2 separate regions of the Homo sapiens genome follow, and region 1 is linked to region 2. The links are chromatin loops, found by intact Hi-C in ENCODE. Cell type or tissue: endothelial cell of umbilical vein. All regions are shown on one strand.

Region 1 (2,500 bases), 120 kb before region 2:
TGTGTTGGGTGAAAAGCAATTACCTTATCCAGGGAATTGCTCTTCTCACTATTCCTTTCTGGAAGGCTGTTACCCGAATCTGTGCTTATGAGAGATCCTCTCGAATCAGCATTTCTCACACTGTTGATGTTTGGAGTTGAGGTTGTATATGGAGAAGCTAAATGGAAATCAAGCCAACAATAAAGTTTTATTAAGACAGAACAAAATAAAGATGAGTACTGAACTTTAAGGGAAATTGCTTTTATTGCACTTATTTTTTCTGTTAGGAAGTTGGCTCAAGAGTTGCATTCCATTACTTCACCTTTAAAGAACCAGGTCATATACAATGAGATAAAAAGAAACTAGTCTGAAACATTCAGATGTAAACATCAATTCACTTGTTAGAAACCACCTTTGATCGCTAAAGACTAAATGCATACCTGTTTCAGAATGTGATAGAATGAAGACTTAAAAAAATTAAAAGATAAATCCACCTACAACTATCAAATCACAAAATTAAACCACACAACAAACTTGTAGCATTCAAACTGGTAATAAACACTGAGGAGCCTACCCAACTCTGAGGGGTGTCATGGGGTATTTTAAATTTTCGAGGAGAACACAGTGATATGTGACCTCAGCCAGAAGCTGCTGTTTCAGCAGCAGGTTGTGCTATGCTCCTTTTGAAGACATATTTGTGAAGCTGGGTATTTGGGGGCCTGCTATGATAAAAGGCAAGTAATCAATGAGGGACAGGAAATGCGAATGGTGCTGGCCAATCTGACCCAAAGGCTGAGAAGCTGTCAGTGTCCAACAGGTACACACCACCCATTTGTAGTGAGTTGTGGTTATTAAAAATAAAATTAATTGTTTCCTTTAAATTTATGTGTATTATTTCTTTTAAGTGCCTACTAAATTGTTAGGATGTAAGTACTTATTAAGTTATTTGGTCCTAAGTACCTAATAAAGAGAACTGCTGGGTGTGTCTTTCAGCCTAGGGATGCCACGAAATAAAGTGACACTAAGGGTGCTGTGAACGGGGAATATCTGGGAATCTGCTATAAACAACTATGAGCAGAAAGGAAATCTAATGTGGAAATAAAATTTGTGATGTCCATGAAAAAAACAGTATTTGAAGGCAGAAATCACTCCCTATCTTGGTACTATGGAATTTTTTAAGGTAATAGATTGACTTCCTGCTTAGATAAGATTTAAATAAATCACATAATTTAAAACGACTCTTTGGACTTGTACATTCCGTGCTGAACCAAAAGGCGTGCCTCCAGCGGAAAGGCCTGGCTGGTTTGGCAGATGGCATCAGGAGATTTGGACTCTGTGTCTGGCAGCTGTGAGCACACATTCTCCCAGACGCAAGCTGAAGATGCCATTACTTGGCACTTCACAACAGGCTGGTTGTTTTCAGATCTCAGTAGGCAAATGAGCTGCCATGGACTGGGATACTTCTAAGTTAAAAAATAAATAAACAACAAAATAAATATAGCCAGCCTCTAGGTTACACCAAAAGTATATTTGAAAGTGACTCCTCTGCCTCAGCCTCCCAAGTAGCTGTGATTACAGGCGACTGCCACCAACCCTGGCTAATTTTTTTGTATTTCTAGTAGAGACGGGTTTTCACCATGTTGGCCAGGCTGGTGTCGAACTCCTGACCTCAGGTGATCTGCCCACCTCGGCCTCCCAAAGTGCTGGGATTACAGGCATGAGCCACCGTGCCTGGTCAGTCTTTAACTCTTTAACCTTAGAAGGAAGACCTGTGACATCAAGGTCATAAATCCTTCCCTCTGTTGAACACTCAGATTTATTCACTGCTATCCCTGAAACTGATTCAGTGTATTAAAGATCAAGAAAAGAAGAGCCAGGAGAATTTGAAAAAAGAAGCAAAGGCTTGAACATGGTTTCATTAAGCCTTATTGTCAGCCAGTGGCTGCGTCTCCCCAGGAGAGAAACCATGTGAATGATTGTCGCAAGGGACAGGTAAAAACCCTGTGAAAAAACTATGGCCTTTTTCTGTACTCAGATAAGAAACACATGCTATGACCAAATTATAATTTTTCTAATATAATCATATTTCATATTTAATGTAGAACAGCATTTGAAGAACACAGAAGTCATGAAAAAGAACACAGAACTCAAGAGAAAGAGGTCCTCAGTAAAGTAAAATTAGGCCCTAAGTTCTCAGAGTCTCAAGCTTGATTCCAGAACTAGAGTCCTAATTTAAGACAAACAGATGGAAATGCAATATATCAAAATCAATATGCTTAGTTTGTTCCTATTTTTATGTCTTTGTGTATGTGTTTGTATTTAATATCCTGGCCCAGTGCATAGCTTTTAAAGTCCTTAAACGACACTTGAGTAAAATGAAAAGAAGATAAATTCGTCCCTCTTCCCTTGGTACCACTGAGTAGGTGGAAAAAGAAACCCTGAGCCTCAGGACGCTTGCCTTTTAAAATGAATGTAATCTCAGAGTAGTTTTTATCCAGGCAGTGAATCACTTTTAAAACTC
Region 2 (2,500 bases):
ATGGCAGCCTCTGTAAACACTATGGGGACCACAGTGCCCATTTTACTAATTAGGGAATAAACATTTCAGGATTAACCTGGATCATCTATAAATTTTTTAAAAAGGAAAATAGGGGCCGGGCGCGGTGGCTCACGCCTGTAGTCCCAGCACTTTGGGAGGCCAAGGTGGGCGGATCACGAAATCAGGACATCGAGACCATCCTGGCTAACACGGTGAAACCCCATCTCTACTAAAAAATACAAAAAACTAGCCGGGTGTTGTGGTGGGTGCTTGTAGTCCCAGCTACTTGGGAGGCTGAGGCAGGAGAATGGCATGAACCCGGAAGGCGGACCTTGCAGTGAACCGAGATCGCACCACTGCACTCCAGCCTGGGTGACAGAGCGAGACTCCATCTCAAAAAGAAAGGAAAATAGGGAGGAAAACGGGATGCCTGCAGATTCTTAGACTCTCACCAGTCTATGCTCCTATGTAACTTTCTGGGAAGATGATAAAATGTAACACCCAAGATAAGAGTGACTCCTGACGGCAGCTCTATTTCATTCATATTTCTTAGTTCTTCACATGACCACCATTGTCTTCATGCTATTCAACCACTGTTGGTTATCACTTATAAACTGGCCTTTCTCTAACAATTTTCAAGTTTTTAAGAGCAGTGTGTTTTTCCTTTCTTGTTTATTGTTACAGTCTCAATGCTAAGCTCAAGTGAATACGTTCATTTTTGTTCATGAATCGTGCATATGTGTCCAGGTATGGATTTTAGAAAACCTGACCCAAAGTCTACAATCCTGGCTCTGCCACTTATTGAATGTGTAACTTTGAGCAAGAGGAAACTGTGCTCAGTTTCCTCGTCTGAAAAAGAATAGAGCCTGCCTCCTAGAGTTGTGAGGATTAATTGAAATAACATTTAGCAGGCATAAAACAGTTCCTGGCACAGAGCAGGGAACCATATAAGTAGTGGCTATTTTTATTATTACATGACTATTGGCATTACCTTGCTATAAAAAAACAGTCACCAGCCATTCTCCCTCCATGCTGATGGCAGATCATGAGAAAATAAATGCCGGAGCTGGGTGGATTTTAGTTTTTAGTTTTCTATACAAGCGATTTTAGTTTCTATACACTGCTACCCAGGAGGTAGCAGTGACTTGGCATGGCAATGAGGTAGGGAACAAACTGCTGAAGCCCCATGTCTGAGATCATTTTCCAGGCCTGGCATGGTAATTAGATTCACTCGGACCCTATCTAAGCATGCACTCCCCAAAGATTCCTTCCACCGACCGCTCCACAAAATAGGTGTGCAGCAGCAGGAGCCTCATGTAACACTGATCACATGAACAGTTAGGGGTTCGGCCTGCGCCTTCTGCAAAGCCTGGCTATGCCTATGTTAGCTGCTAAAAAATCTGAAGCACGTCCTTCCTGGAGCTGCTGATGGTTTAAGTGTTGTCTGCCTAAGTGTCTAGAAAGGACAGGGCGGCATTAACACTCACTGTGCCTGATAAAGATCACATGAAAGCATTCCAGAGGAATGAACCCCTTCCTTCCTCATGCCTTGCTGCCTGGGGAGAGGGAGGGTTTTGATCTTATTTGCCTCAATGCACTGTCCAATAAGATTGGCAAGTCTCCATTCTTGTAAATGTGGGTTGACTGAATTAATGAATAAACAAATGAAACACAAAGAGCATTGTAGTGAAGGTGTATGGCTTTGAATAAATAAAATTTCCTGTTCTTGTCACTAGGAATAGGTCACTATATAAAGCTTTTGGGAACATCTTTCTTTCACCATCCAATATTTTAAAAACAAGGAAACTACTTATTAAATATTATTGATGTAATATCATTATCTTTTTCTAAAGTTGTCTCTAAGGGTGCAGGAAAACCTATAGGGCAGAAAGGCTATTGTCTAAGCATAATTTAATTAACTCAATCACAGTCACCTAAAGTCTAATTGAAAATTAACAACATGATCATTGCCCATAAGCTTATACCTCACTTAGTCTGCTATTTCTAGAGCAAACAGAACTTCAGGGATAGGAAAGATTTTCTAGTCTCATTCCTCCTCTGTCTGAGAGACAGAAGAGTTCCCAGATAAGGTACTGGTGTGTCCAACCAGAAGCCAAGTCCTACTACTACTTTCTACATCAAGTACTCGCACTGCCTTCTCACAGAGTTATTTAGCTAGAGTAATCACGTGGTCATTCAAACATTAAAATAAGAACTAAAATTCTGCTTTTAACACTTGAGGATCCCAGGAAAATATGAGCCACCCAAAAGGTGTCTCTGAAAAGAAACTTTTATTTTCTTTGAGACAAGGTCTTACTCTGTCACCCAGCCTGGAGTCCAGTGGCGTGATCTCTGCTCACTGCAGCCTCAACTCTCCCAGGCTCAAGCAATCCTCCCACCTCAGCCTCTCGAGAAGCTGGGACTATAGGTGCATGCCACCTCGTCTGGCTAATTTTTGTATTTTTTGTAGAGACGGAGTTTCGCCATGTTGCCCAAACTG

Evidence for each region. Peaks named below come from ENCODE experiments on the same cell type or tissue, not always from the same donor. Only the 100,000 strongest peaks of a DNase experiment are listed, where the experiment ranks them.
Region 1: a loop joins it to region 2, with 6 times the contacts of the local background. A loop is called at or near these places in 3 of 110 quality-filtered maps.

What each region holds. Positions count from the first base shown.
Region 1 is chr13:98,855,875-98,858,374 of GRCh38, forward strand. DOCK9 (dedicator of cytokinesis 9) reads right to left here. Exons shown (of 53, transcript NM_001366683.2): 34 at 24-157. Among named protein-coding and RNA genes, the nearest start is that of DOCK9-AS1, 25 kb to the left of the region's middle. In endothelial cell of umbilical vein, no CTCF peak of the experiment used is centred here; a DNase peak (open chromatin) is centred at 1,287; H3K27ac peaks cover 2,500 bases.
Region 2 is chr13:98,971,313-98,973,812 of GRCh38, forward strand. All of the region lies in intron 1 of DOCK9 (dedicator of cytokinesis 9), which reads right to left. Among named protein-coding and RNA genes, the nearest start is that of DOCK9, 5.5 kb to the right of the region's middle. In endothelial cell of umbilical vein, no CTCF peak of the experiment used is centred here; DNase peaks (open chromatin) are centred at 899, 1,529 and 2,049; H3K27ac peaks cover 2,185 bases.